Regions from separate parts of the Homo sapiens genome. Here region 1 is linked to region 2. A link is a contact called in ENCODE Hi-C or POLR2A ChIA-PET data. All regions are on one chromosome and are shown on one strand. The core of a region is the stretch at or near the end of the contact, and the rest is flanking DNA. Distances in the headings are between cores, read along the strand shown. Region 1 overlaps NXN (nucleoredoxin). Region 2 holds the start of GEMIN4 (gem nuclear organelle associated protein 4).

Evidence for each region. Hi-C counts contacts between places; a loop is a spot of excess contacts on that map. ChIA-PET counts read pairs that join two places held with the same protein, here RNA polymerase II (POLR2A). Pooled maps may share reads with other maps.
Region 1: a pooled map of posterior vena cava shows a loop between it and region 2 (39-fold over the local background). The contact joins the enhancer-like site here to the promoter of GEMIN4 in region 2. A Hi-C loop is called at or near these places in 1 of 50 pooled maps. POLR2A ChIA-PET finds 5 or more read pairs at or near these places in 4 of 52 experiments (AG04449, AG04450, MCF 10A and 1 more).

The regions. Positions count from the first base shown.
Region 1 is chr17:923,287-930,491 of GRCh38, forward strand. All of the region lies in intron 1 of NXN (nucleoredoxin), which reads right to left. Among named protein-coding and RNA genes, the nearest start is that of NXN, 53 kb to the right of the region's middle. RefSeq lists enhancers at 552-1,108, 1,109-1,664, 3,843-4,733. Within about 2 kb of position 1,630, at least 5 of the 41 ENCODE cell types and tissues checked have a DNase peak (open chromatin) inside an H3K27ac peak, as active enhancers do.
Region 2 is chr17:747,857-755,177 of GRCh38, forward strand. It overlaps GEMIN4 (gem nuclear organelle associated protein 4), which reads right to left and starts at 4,408. Exons shown (of 2, transcript NM_015721.3): 1 at 4,277-4,408; 2 at 1-176. The coding sequence starts at 4,286. It also overlaps the pseudogene DBIL5P. RefSeq lists an enhancer at 3,688-3,747 and silencers at 3,928-4,347, 4,528-4,787.

The DNA.
Region 1 (7,205 bases), core at 380-2,879, 170 kb after region 2:
TTTCGCACAGAAAAATAACCACGTTGGTGCAATTACTTGTGCACCAACTTAAAGCAAGACCCCGCTTTACACCAAAAAAATTTTATATTAGTCAGGTGTGTTGGCACATACCTGTAGTCCTAGCTACCCCGGAGGCTGAGACGGGAGGATTGCTTGAGCAAGTCTAGGCTGCAGTGAGCTGTGATCACACCACTGCACTCCAGCCTGGGCAACACAGCGAGACCGTGTCTCAAAAACAAACAAAAATTTTTAATTAATTTTAAAATAAAGGCCATCCCATCCAAGCAAAAATTGGAAAATGTAATGTTCAACAACATATCCATATAGTCACTATTTGCAGACCTGCAACGTGCAGGACACTGCGTCCAGCATTGGGGACAGGTCCTCACAGAGTTTACGCTCTTGTAAGAAAACAGACATCAAATATCCCCAAAACATATGTAACTAGAAACTTTGATAAGCAGCATAAAAGAAACAGATAGGACACAAGTGCGTTTGATACCAGAAGGACAACCTCATCGGGGGTCAGGAATGATGAAACATCAAGCAAGAGTGAAGATGAAACACTTGGTAATATTTGATGAGCGAGGAGAATATTCGTGAGATAGTTAAGTGGAAACGACAAAACGACAGGTATATAGTTAAACCCCACTTTTGTATTTTTTTAAGTATATTTTACAGAAGAAAGGAAAGATATACAAATAAAGTGCAAAATGTTAGCAGTGGGGAGGTTTATGATTCCTATATTCTAGTGCTTTTCTACATTTTTCAAATTCTCAAAAAGTTTTTTTTTTTTTTTGAGACAGGGTCTCACTCTGTTGCCCAGGCTGCCGTGCAGTGGCACGATTCTGGGCTCAAGGGTCTTCCCACCTCTGCATCCTGCATATCTGGGACCACAGGTGTGTATCACCAAACCCGACTAATTTTTTATTTTATTTATTTGGGACAGCTTATTTATTTATTTTTTGAGATGGAGTTTCGCTCTTATTGCCCAGGCTGGAGTGCAATGGCGCGATCTCGGCTCACTGCAACCTCCACCTCCTGGGTTCAAGCGATTCTCCTGCCTCAGCCCCCCGCGTAGGTGGGATTGCAAGGCGTGAGCCACTACGTCCGGCTAATTTTGTATTTTTAGTAGAGATGGGGTTTCACCATGTTGGCCAGGCTGCTCTTGAACTCCCAACCTCAGGTGATCCGCCCACCTCGGCCTCCCGAAGTGCTAGGATTACAGGGATGAGCCACTGCGCCCGGCCGATTTTTAATTTGTTGTTGTGATAGAACATACATAACAGAAAATGTCCTATTTCAAGTGTGTTCCGGTGGACCGTCCTGCAGCATTAGGTGCATCTCCTGTTCTGCTACCATCACCACCATCTGTCTCCAGAACTTTCCATCTTCCCAAACTGAAATTCCGTCCTCAGTAAAGACTAACTCCGTTCCGTTCCGTTCCGTTCCCCTGCTCCCCAGCCCCAGCCCTTGGCAGCACCAAGCCTCATTCAGTTTTAAAATGCAAACATTCAAAGACCAAGCCTCATTCACACCTTCGGTGTAAGTTACTTTCATCTGCGAAACTCCCATCACTCAGAAAGGAATGCCCAGGTAAAGGCAGGAAGTACAGGTACACAGAGCTGGAGACAGGCCTGGGTGGCAATTTGGGATGGGGGTTGGGAGAAGAGATTTTACAAGTCAGATGGGAAGGAAAAGTAACTATTTGCTTTGAGGTTTGGCCCAGGGCCTTGGGAGCAGCCGGCGGATTCAGGTGTAAGAACTAGCCACCAAAAGCCTCTGCATCTCTTGTTCAAAGCTGATTGTCTCAGGTTTGACTGTCTCAGGCTTTGGTGTCTCGCAGAAGCACCAAAGGAGAGGACAGGGAGGAAGAAAGAAGGGGTGGAAAGGAGATACAGAGACTTAAGTCAAGAATGAGGCCTCCCGCCTCCCGGAAAGCAAACCTAGGAATACTCTTGACAGCTGGTCACACTGCACCTGCCTGAACAAGTCCAGTGACGGGTACAAGGAGGCCCCAACATTCCAGAGAAGCACATCCAGGCAGCTTCAGAAACCCCAAACCCAGGAACACAGAGGAGGCTGGAGAGGCTTCTGGCTTTTTCCTGATTGACTGACTGAGACAGAGTTTTGCTCTTATCACCCAGGCTGTAATGCAATGGCGCGATCTCAGCTCACTGCAACCTCCGCCTCCCGGGTTCAAGCGATTCTCCTGCCTCAGCCTCCCGAGTAGCTGGGATTACAGGCGCCCGCCACCATGTCTGGCTAGTTTTTGTAGTTTTAGTAGAGACGGGGTTTCACCATGTTGGCCAGGCTGGTCTTGAACTCCTGACCTCAGGTGATCCGCCCGCCTCAGTCTCCCAAAGTGCTGGGATGACAGGCGTGAGCCACTGTGCCCAGCTCCTGATCTGTGGTGGTTGTTGCTGCTGTTAATGTCTCACCTCTCACTACAACTCCCCATTCAACTTTCTCTAAAACCACCTCACTCATACAAACGTTGCCCTGGCTCAAGCAACTGCTAAAATGCTCACGAACGTCCCTGTTCCCCAAGAAGTACATGGTGGGCTTGCTCCCAGCACAGCAAAAAGTCATCATTCCAGTCTTTAGTTTATCCAAAACTCCCTTTCTCTGGCTAAGAGCTATCACTTCTTTAGATAATCTTTGCTTTTTCTTCCCTGATATCACCAATAGTAGCAGCTGATTCTCGTTGCAAAAGAGCCATTTTTCACAAAGAAAGTTTTAATGACTTAAGAGTTAGCAGCTGGGCTGCAATGCAAATCTATGTCTTAGCAGAATTATGACCTGTCAGGAATCTCTGGGATGGATGAAAGCTCTCAAGATTCAAGACAATGTTAGATCCGCACATTCTCAGTATCTACCGTCTCTGTCTCTATTTTTCTCCTCCTTCCCTCTTTCAAGAGACGGATCTCACTCTGTCACCCAGGCCGTAGTGCAGTGGCACCGTCAATGGCTCACTGCAGCCTCAACCTCCCGGGCTCAAGCAATCCTCCCACTCCAGCCCTCCAAGTAGCTAGGACTACAGGCATGCACCACTACACCCGGCTAATTTTTTTATTTTTTATAAAGACAGGGTCTTGTCATGTTACCCAGGCAGGTCTCGAACTCCTGGGCTCAAGCGATCCTCCCGCCTCAGCCTCCCAATGCTAGGATTACAGGCGTGAGCCACTGTGCCCGGCTCTCCTCCCCTCTCTTTTCTCTTTATTAACAGGAGTATCCCATGTTTTTTGTTTTTTTTTTGTTTTTTTGTTTTTTTTTTGAGACAAGGTCTGGCTCTATCGCCCAGGCTGGAGTGCAGTGGTGCAATCTCGGCTCACCACAGCCTCTGCTTCCCGGGCTAAAACCATCCTCCCACTTCAGCGTTCCGAGTAGCTCAGACCACAGGCGTGCACCACCACGTCGGCTCATTTTTGTATTTTTTGTAGAGATGGGGTTTCGTCATGTTCCCAAGCTGCTCAAACTCCTGAGCTCAAGCGATCTGCCCGCCTTGGCCTCCCAAAGAGCTGGGATTCCAGGCGTGAGCCAACGTGTCTGGCCATCCCACACATCCCTGGGATTTGTAGAACAAGGCTCTGGGTAATGAAAGAGTCTGGGGATAAACACTTTTGCCCATCTCCCATCCAATGCAGCCAAGAAAACTGTTCATAACAACCCTGGGAGGTGAGTCAGTGATCCAATGGGAGGCTGGAAGGAGTATAGAAAAGGGAGGTAAGAGAAGCAAAAGTAAGGCCAGGTGCGGTGGCTCACGCCTGTCATCCTAGCACTTTGGGAGGCCGAGGTGGGCGGATCACGAGGTCAGGAGATCGAGACCATCCTGGCTATCATGGTGAAACCCCGCCTCTACTAAAAACAGAAAAAATTAGCCAGGCGTGGTGGCAGGCGCCTGTAGACCCAGCTACTTGGGAAGCGGAGGTTGCAGTGAGCCGAGATTGTGCCACTACACTCCAGCCTGGGCGACAGAGACTCCATCTCAAAAAAAAAGAAAAAAGAAAAGAAAAGGGAGGTAAAAGAAGCAAAATTAGGACTGGGTGCTGTGGCTCACACCTGGAATCCCAGCACTTTGGGAGGCCAGGGCAGGCAGATCGCTTGAGCTCACAAGTTCCGGACCAGCCTCGGCAACAAGGCGAAACCCCGTCTCCACAGAAAATAAAATAATCAGGCGTGGTGGTGCACACCTGTGGTCCCAGCTACTTAGGAGGTTGAGGCAGGAGGTTGCAGTGAGCCAAGATTACGCCATTGCACTCCAGCCTGGGTGACGGAAGTAAAACCTTGTCTCAAAAAAAAAAAAAAAAAAAGCAAAAGTAGCCAGGATGGTTTGCAGGAGGAGCAGAAGGAGGCGGGCTCAGTGGGAGATGGCCCACGTAACCAGTCAGACAGCGATGGTTTGCGGGAGGAGCAGAAGGAGGCATACTCCGTGGGAGACGGCATAACCAGCCAGACAGCACTGGCTCTCAGAGGCAGAGAACAAAAGGGACGGGCTTAGAGGGAGAAGTGAAGCCCATTTCAAAAGAACTCCTAGAGACAGCCGTGCCCACTCGCCCCCTCACCAGCTTTTCTTTAATTACTGAGTCTGCACGTGATGTTCCTTATACCACCTGGACTCTCACCAACCCCAGCTGCTTGTGTTAACAAAGTCAACCTCTCTGAGAATCTGGGCTGGTGGTCATTAGCAAAGAGAGGCGAGGATAAACATCCTAGATAAAGGGAAACCACAGATTGTAAACTTGAAGAGGACTCTGGCCAAGAATCTGGAGGAGTTACTTAATTCACAGGGTTGTGGTAAGGGACTAATGAGAATGCAGACGAAGGTGTTTTGCAAAGAAAGTGCCATAAGCATGCGTCACTAGGAAAGCTGATGTATGAGCAGTCTGCAAAGTGGGGGTCTCAAGAGCACAGAGTCCAGGCAGCGGGGGTCTCAGCCACAGCACCACCTCTTTAAAAAGCGACACCCAGCTAACTTCACATCTCATTCCAAAGAGTGGCAGTTTGGGTAACGTGCTCTGCCAAGCACATCTGACTTCATCAGAAAAGCATTCGGTGAGATTTCCTATGGAATCCTTGTGGACAACATAGATCCACAGGCTGGATAATGTGAACTGGTAACTGGCCAACCACCACACCCCTGAAGCTTGGATTAGTGGATGAATACCATTAACCTAGAGGGAAGTTTCTCACTGTGTTCTAAAAAGATCCATTCTGGCTGTGCTCATCTCAACATTATCCTTAATTCCCTTGAAAAAGTACTGGAAGGTTGGGCGCGGTGGCTCACGCCTGTAATCCCAATACTTTGGGAAGCGGAGACAAGCTGATCACCTGAGGTCAGGAGTTTGAGACCAGCCTAGACAACATGGTGAAAGCCCATCTCTACTAAAAATACAAAAATTAGCCGGGCGTGGTGGTGGGCACCTGTAATCCCAGCTACTCGGGAGGCTGAGGAGGGAGAATCGCTTGAACCCGGGAGGCGGAGTTTGCAGTGAGCCGAGATCATGCCACTGCGCTCCAGCCTGGGTGACAGAGTGAGACTCTGTCTCAAAAAATAATTAAGGAAATAAAAGATACTGGAGAATACCGCTCACATGTGCAGATATCAAGAAGACTAGCAGATGAGCAAATGGCCTAAACGCGTAATCAGCTGTATAAATGCAATACACATCATAACTTTTAGGAACTGTTTGCAATTCACACTTAATTCCCACAGAGTAAAGCCGAGGCCTTAAATTAGTGAATGGCATATGTGCTTTGTTTGGCTTTGCCCAATGTCAAGAAAAATTTTAACTGGCTAACAGCATGTAAAACTTAACTAGCTTCACATAAAAACCCAGTTTGTTAGCTTGAAAAATCAGAAGAGCTGGCAACGTCGGCCTTCATTACGGCAACAGGCAGCTGGAGGTGAGCGCCGGCTTTCCCCGAGGGCTGGCTGCGGCCCTCCACTCTGTCCCCCACCACCTGGCCCAGGCCACTCGCTTCACCTGCCTGGCCCTCTACTGGCATTTGAGTTGGTGAGTCCTGCAGGAAAACACTGGTTCACGTTATTAAATATGTCCAATTGGCTACACGTTTTGACTGTGCACGAAACTCCAGCTCGGTCTTCACTTACAGCTTTTGCAGGTTTAGCTCCTGTAGCAAGATCCAACATCTGATCTCACAGCTTCACAATGACAACCTGTCTGTGAAGAACATCCCAGTTTTCCAGTGTGCCCCCCTACCCTCTGGTTTATTTAACCTTCCCAATATTCCAGGAAGGCTGGGCTTATTGTCCAAAATAGAAGGGCGATCAACCAGCTAACAGGAACTAAAACCGGGATTTCAACTCAGGACTTGGGTTCAACCTTAGCTTAGCATTTCCCACCATACCTACCACGCATCCCTCAATCCCTGGAGGCGGCTCTGATTCCAGACTGACCCAACCGGAGGAGGCTCAAGTCCAGGTTGCAAAGCAGCTGGGCTGCTCTGGAAAGAGCGTTTGGAATCCTTGCTTCACTTCCGTTTTTAATCTTCTTAAAAAAAACTGTGTAGTAGTGTTTAATCCAAAGACAGCTGATTCCCATTTACACGTAACCTGTTGAACTCACATACTAAATTTTAAAGCTCTGCTCTCGAAAATGCAGTTTGCTCTTTAAGATCTCCTTGGTAACACATCTAACTGGTATCTGAACTACAGAAAAAAAAAAAAAACTTTGGAATCAATCAATGACGGGGGTTAGAATAAAATCCAACTCAGGAAAGTACCGAAGAAAGTTCCAGAATGACAGCTGTGTAGCCGACCCAGAGAACCACCTGTGTCTGGAATGGAGGAGGACTGGTAACTCCCAGGAAAGGGGACTCTCCAAGTTAAAAAGGGGACTCAGGCTGGGTGCAGTGGCTCACACCTGTAATCCCAGTACTATGGGAGACTGAGGCAGGCAGATCACCGTGAGGTCAACAGTTCAAAACCAGCCTGGCCAAGATGGTGAAACCCCATCTTTACTAAAAATACAAAAATTAGCCAGTGTGATGGCGGATATCTGTCATCTCAGCTACTCAGCAGACTCAGGCAGAAGAATCACTTGAAGCCGGGTGGCGGAGGTTGCCAGTGAGTTGAGATCGTGCCATTGCATTCCAGCCTGGGTGACAGAGCGAGATTCCGTCTCAAAAAAGAAAAAAAAATACCACTTGAACTTGCCACAAACAATATTTACAGACACAAC
Region 2 (7,321 bases), core at 3,158-5,657:
GGGCTGGGAGTGTGCTGCAGCCGAGGAGATCTCCCTTAAGGCCTCCACGATGGGCCGTCCAACACGTTCCCAGTCAGACTTTGTTAATTCTGCCAGTGCCTTAGGGTGGAACAGCTGCTCGGCCAGCAAGAAGCCTCCATGCAGAATAGTCATTTCTTCACAGATGTTCAAGGGTCCTGCACACAGACAAGCCAAATAAGACAGTATAGTGAAAATGTTTCCAGATGGCCACTGCTGTTAGTAGGCTGTCATGGTTTGAGATGACAAGGGTTTTAAAGGACATCAGCGGACGGGGAGAAGGGATGACTACAAGAGCCACTGCACAGCTGGAGTCAGAAGGACTTGGCCGAGGAATCCAGAATGGCTTCCGAGCTCTCCAGCCTGGGAACTGGGAGGCCACCAGGTGACATCACATACAGGGAATGGAGGAGAATCAGAGCAGGTGTGAGGAAAGATGAGTTCAGCTTTGGCCATCAAGGTACAGATGTCCTCCAGCAACGGAAATGCCAGGTGGAAGTTCAGGAGGGAAGTAAGCTGGGAAATGTGATTCTGAGAGGTATCTGCCCAGAGGGGATCACCGGAACCAAGACGGTGAATGAGATCCTTCAGGAAAAGTGTGTGAAAAGAAAAAGCTGGGCTGCTGAGGCGAGACCCTCCAGCAAAGGCTGGGCCAGCAGAGGATGTGGGGAGAGGGGTTTAGAAATAGGAGGACAGTACAAACTACAGGGGCCACTGAGCATGTACCACAGGACATGACAGCTGAGCTTCTCATGACAGATGAAGGGAGCATAGCCACAGGGTAATGGGCACAGAGCAATCACACAGCCACAGGGTAACAGGCACAGCAGCAATCACACGGCCACAGGATAATGGGCACAGAGCAATCACACAGCCACAGGGTAATGGGCACAGAGCAATCACACAGCCACAGGGTAATGGGCACAGCAGCAATCACACAGCCACAGGATAATGGGCACAGCAGCAATCACACAGCCACAGGGTAATGGGCACAGAAGCAATCACACGGCTACAGGATAATGGGCACAGAGCAATCACACAGCCACAGGATAATGGGCACAGAGCAATCACACGGCCACAGGATAATGGGCACAGAGCAATCACACGGCCACAGGGTAATGGGCACAGCAGCAATCACACGGCCACAGGGTAATGGGCACAGAGCAATCACACGGCCACAGGATAATGGGCACAGAGCAATCACACGGCCACAGGATAATGGGCACAGAGCAATCACACGGCCACAGGATAATGGGCACAGAGCAATCACACGGCCACAGGGTAATGGGCACAGAGCAATCACACGGCCACAGGGTAATGGGCACAGAGCAATCACACGGCCACAGGATAATGGGCACAGAGCAATCACACGGCCACAGGGTAATGGGCACAGCAGCAATCACACGGCCACAGGGTAATGGGCACAGCAGCAGTCACACGGCCACAGGGTAATGGGCACAGAGCAATCACACGGCCACAGGGTAATGGGCACAGCAGCAATCACACGGCCACAGGATAATGGGCACAGCAGCAATCACACAGCCACAGGGTAATGGGCACAGAAGCAATCACACGGCTACAGGATAATGGGCACAGAGCAATCACACAGCCACAGGATAATGGGCACAGAGCAATCACACAGCCACAGGATAATGGGCACAGCAGCAATCACACAGCCACAAGGTAATGGGCACAGCAGCAATCACACGGCTACAGGGTAATGGGCACAGAGCGATCACACGGCCACAGGATAATGGGCACAGAGCAATCACACAGCCACAGGGTAATGGGCACAGCAGCAATCACGCAGCCACAGGGTAACGGGCACAGCAGCAGTCACACAGCCACAGGGTAATGGGCACAGAGCAATCACATAGCCACAGAGCAATGGGCACAGAAGGAATCAGACAAGCCCTGCCTTCACTCTTTATAAACTTGCCTTGGGAACAGGCTTCAAACATTCTTCTAGCTTTCAGGGAAACGGTCCACCCCACAGCTCCTTCCAGTCAAAAACAAGGTACTCATGGCCCTAGCTCTGTGGGAGAAACCAGGGAGTAGATACAGAAAATACTGTGCTAGATTAAGCCTTCCTTCAGGGAACTAACGATTGACACAGACTTACCATGGAAAACATCTTGGGATGTTTAATCAGACATGGGTTTAAATCCTAGTTCAGCCATTTAAAAATGATGTGATTCTGGCCAGGTTCAGTGGCTAGCACTTGTAATCCCAGCTACTTGGGGGGCTGAGGCAGGTGGATCCCTGAGGCCAGGAGTTCAAGACTAGCTGGGGTAACACAGTGAGACTCCCCCTCCATCTCCGAAAAAAAAAAAGGGATGTGATCTTGGTCAGATTGCTTCTCCAAGCCTTCCTTCTGCATATGTGGGGATAATACAGACTTCATGTTATGCCTTTGGGGATCATGTGATATATACCAGTCAAGCCCTTGCTAGTGGGTTGGCACTGCTATCTCCTGACCCCATCTCCCCGGGACGCTATGATGGATAAATGAGATAGAGCTACAGTAAGAATCCAGTTACAGAGTCTAATTAGGTGCTCAGTAAATGTTGGTTTCCCCAAACCTTTTCATGGTTGGCAAGACCAGAATCTTGTCACTATTCTTTGCCTCCCCCAGCTCAGAAACATCAAAGGATGTAGGTCTTTATCAGGTATGTTTCCTTTGGCCCAGAAACTAAAACGAGGGTGCAAACACTGCTCCCTATTCCTCATTCCTGAGTCATCTCCCCTTTCCCAGGAGTGAGAGATGCTACTCCTTCCTCAGTCTGTCATGCCCCCAAGAGCTCATATTCCCCATTTTCACAGGCCAGACACCAGCAGAGAAAACACTGACTCCAGGAGACTAAGGACCATCTTACCCCTCCCACCATTTATGGGAGCGGCAGCAGGCCAAGGGCTCAGCACTATGTAACCCACTTGTGGAGGCAATCCATCTCATCTCACAGTGGCTGAGACCGACTCCCAGGGAGGGTTACGCTGCGAAGGGGACCTCCCTGGGGGTTACCGCCCTTCTTTCTGGCTCAGGAGGCTCTCCCAGGGTCCCAAAATATAGTCCCTCCTGACGCTGTAAATTTAATTTTATTGCATTATTGGCTTAGTTGAGCAGATGTTTGGCCCTAAACACCTGCCTTCCAGGCGCATTAAGTACGCACAGTTTGAAGTAGTAAGTCCCAGGGCGGTTACTAGCTGGAAAATACTCCGGTACTCTATCATGGATGGTTAACTAGTGCTTGCCACAGCCCGCTTCTTAGGTTTATTAAGCACCTACTCCATGCCAGACACTGTGCTAGGTGGTACACAGGTAAGATCTCTTCTATTCACAATCACCTTTTGAGGACTAGTATTCCTGCTCTAGAGATAAGGACACTGAGGCGCAGAAACGATTTGCTGAGGGTGTCCCAGCCTGAATGTGGTGGGGCTGGGAAGCAATTACGGCTGAGGGGCTCCAAGCCCTTAGAGCTCTGCCATTCCGCTCCTGAAAAGCTGTCTGGGGGCGGGGACCAGACCATTTCCCCCCAGCCTACTACTGCTGACACATCTCGGGGTGCCTCACCCCCAGCTCTCCCAGAACAGCCTCCTGGTCTTAGCAGCGTGTGCCAAGATTTAGCAGGGAGCATCTAGTTCCTATGGGCTCCCTCCCAGACCTTGCCTGTAAGATTCTGAATCCGGACGCACGCAGGTTCACAAAGTGATACCTCAGGAGCGCAGCCGCCCCCACCGCGGGTGTGACCCGCGCAACCCCACAAGGGACACTGTACCTCGGCGATCTCAATGCAAAGTCGCCCAAAACTCAGTGGGGAGACACACTTCCATTCTCCCCGCTCTGTCGATGAGGAAACGTCATGAGCGTAAGACACTTGGAGCGTTAAGACACTTGCTCAAGAACGCAGCTGCCGTTCAGGAAATGAGGCCGTCGGGGCGCCCAGGGGTGCTCGGAGGGAGCCCGTTTCCCAAAGCACGTGCGCGAGCCCCGGGCGCTTCCAAGGGCTCTAACTTCACGTCTGCTCCGTGTTTTCAAGCGCAGGGGGCCGGAGGCGGCAAGACGCGGCCCAACGCGCGGCGGGACCCGGACCACCCCCCGCCAAGGCCACCCCGGGACCCCTAGACCCGCCCCGACGCGGGGGACGTTTCGGTCCGGGCCCGCGCGAGCGTGCGCGACAGGAGGAGACGCGACGGGGCAGCACCGCTCTGGTGGCGCATTGCTGGACGCAGCCCGGGGCCGGGGAGCCGCGGCACCCACCTAGGTCCATGGCGGCGACGCCGGCGGCTGCGCGGGGCTAACGCCCCCTCCCCTCCGAGAACTCGAACGCGGCGCGGGACGCACGGCACGATGGGAGACGCAGGAGCCACGGCGGCCGCGCTTAGGCCTGCTCACAACCTCCGCCCGGCCCCGCCCACAGCCTCCGCCGCGCACGCGCAGTCCTCACGAACGAGCGCGCCAAGCGCACAGCGCCGCCTTCCGGCAGAGCCCTCCCACCAGCCCTCAGGTACCCGGACGTCGCTCACTAGACCCCTCCGCACCGTCCCCTGCCCGGCCCCTCTTCCGGGGTCCCAGCGGGTCGGGCTCATGATTCCCCGGCCCCGCATTCACCCTCACCCGGTAACCCCGGGCGTGCCCCGCACACAGTTCACCCCCACCGAGCGCCTCCCCCGGGACGCCCACCACCCAGCGCGGCCGCACCACGCGAGGCTTCCACTCCCACCCGCCCAGCTCGCGCCACATACAGTCCCTCAACGCGCTCCTGCCGCGCCGCCCCCTCCAGACAGCAGCGTTCCGGATCCTAGACGCTTTTTGACGGCTGGTCCTCCCCAGAAAATGCGCCGTGTGAGCCCAAACATGGTGGGGTTTACGCTGGACCCCGAGCTTGCAATCTGTGCTTGACAAAACACAAACATCGCGTGCCTGTCTCCTCCCCCTGAGATCGAGTAGTAACAGCCACTCCAACTCTCCACCTCCAGCTTCTAGCACCAGGGACCGCCTCCACCACCCCATGTGCCAAGTGGAGTTCGAGCTGCGCGGCCCTCAAGCAGCTGAAGGGTCCCGTGAGCGATCAGGAGAAGCTGCTGGTCTACGGCTTGTACAAACAGGCCACCCAGGGCGACTGCGACATCCCCGGCCCTCCGGCCTCAGACGTGAGAGCCAGGGCCAAGTGGGAGGCTTGGAGCGCGAAAAAAGGGGCGTCCAAGATGGACGCCATGAGGGGCTACGCGGCCAAAGTGGAGGAGCTGACGAAGAAGGAAGTGGGGGGCGTGGAGCGCGAACAAAGGGGCGTGCAAGATGGACGCCATGAGGGGCTACGCGGCCAAAGTGGAGGAGCTGACGAAGAAGGAAGTGGGGGGCGTGGAGCGCGAACAAAGGGGCGTCCAAGATGGACGCCATGAGGGGCTACGCGGCCAAAGTGGAGGAGCTGACGAAGAAGGAAGTGGGGGGCGTGGAGCGCGAACAAAGGGGCGTCCAAGATGGACGCCATGAGGGGCTACGCGGCCAAAGTGGAGGAGCTGACGAAGAAGGAAGTGGGGGGCGTGGAGCGCGAACAAAGGGGCGTCCAAGATGGACGCCATGAGGGGCTACGCGGCCAGAGTGAGGAGATGAGGAAGAAGGAGGCTGGCTGAGGGCTCCTCGGGAATGGAAAGGGCTTCTTAGACCTTGATGGCTGAAATGTCCTGAAACTGTCGCAAGCTTAGCCGAGACATCAATAAATCACTTAAACTGCATGAGAGTGACTGCTGTTGGAAAGGAGAAACTCGGTGACTGAGTGCTGGGGAGGCGTCCAAATACACAGACTAACTTTTTGTATGGTTTTGGGTGGAGTTCCCAGCTCTCCTATTACAAGAGCGTATGTAGGTATTTGGAAGGACGAGGGGGACAGTGTGCTGTGGAAATGCCCAAGATCTGAGGGCAGGAGACCATTCTCCAGTGACAGCCTCTTGGGAGGTTGAGGCCCCAGCCCCTTATCTCTTCAAGGCTGATTTACTAATACCCCAGCACCACAGAGGGGAGAGGGACTCTGTCCTCCTAAACACTAAAGTCAAGTCCAAAAGCCCCCACTGGAACACAGGGCCTACCCGGTTCATGTTTTGAGGGAGACCAAGCTTTCCGTGATGATAATGTGATGAAACAATTGATGCGCCAGAACACAGCAGTTTAGAAACAATGGAGCAGATGGTGTCAAAATCCCAGCCCCAGAAAGGCTCACCTAAGGCCGGGCAACCAAAATGTTCCCGGGACTATTCTGTACTTAACCCTGGTTTCTGCTTAGGGGACGGTGGGACAATATGCATATGGATGTCTATGTGGGATTTGTTGCAAGAGCACAACACACCCCTTGACCTATGCAAGTGCCAGAGTGTCTGAGCCCAGCTTCTACTCCTGTTAATGATCACAGGAGCCTCATACACAACCATTGTGCATGGCGGCTGGAGTATGGAGTAGTAAATGGTATCCAGAAAGGCAGGTCTACGGTGGCATATGGGATTTCCTGGTACTTCTTCTTTAATAGAAACTATCTTCACAGATCATGACATCAGGTCAGCTGCAGTTCTCACTGGGACCAATAAACAATAGAAGCAACAACCATAAAGACTTAAGAGGACAAAGGAAACCAAACCTCACTGTGTGTCTTCAAGATCTGTTCACATAGTTGCAGGAAGTTGCTGTAGACAAAGTACATTACTAAAGAATGAAGCCCACCCAGGACATCACAGCAACGAAAGAACTATTTCTGGTAACTGTGGACCAGGTGAGAGCCACACTGTAGAACAGCAGTGCTGCCCTCTCTTCTTTGGCGAATGTTATGAAGACATTCTGATGCACTTAGGATCATGATTCATGTTAAATGTAAATTAATTGTAAAAATAATACATCTTGCTCCAAAATGTGGTGACAATTTAGAAGCTGTCCACATAGCCAGACCACTCTGTAAATCACAGAACCTAGAAAGTAAAAATGTGCCATAATTAGGACAGCAGAAAGTAACAGTAAAATAAAGTTTTAAAAAAAAAAACAGAAAATAAGGATTTATCTATTTGTATTTGCTTAAGAAGAGGTTACCTATAGGATGCAGGGGGAATGGGATTGATGGGCATGGGGTATACTGTGAAAGGAAAATAAAATCTTGGGACCAAATTCACTAAGCGAAAAGGAAAAGTTAAGCTTGGAAATTGAGTCATGGAATATGCAAAAAACTTCCTTTTGTTCCTAAACAGATAAGCTACAAGACAGAAGGCCACATATCTCCCCAGGTGGTCTCCCTCACCTGACAATATAAATTAACAGCTTATCTTC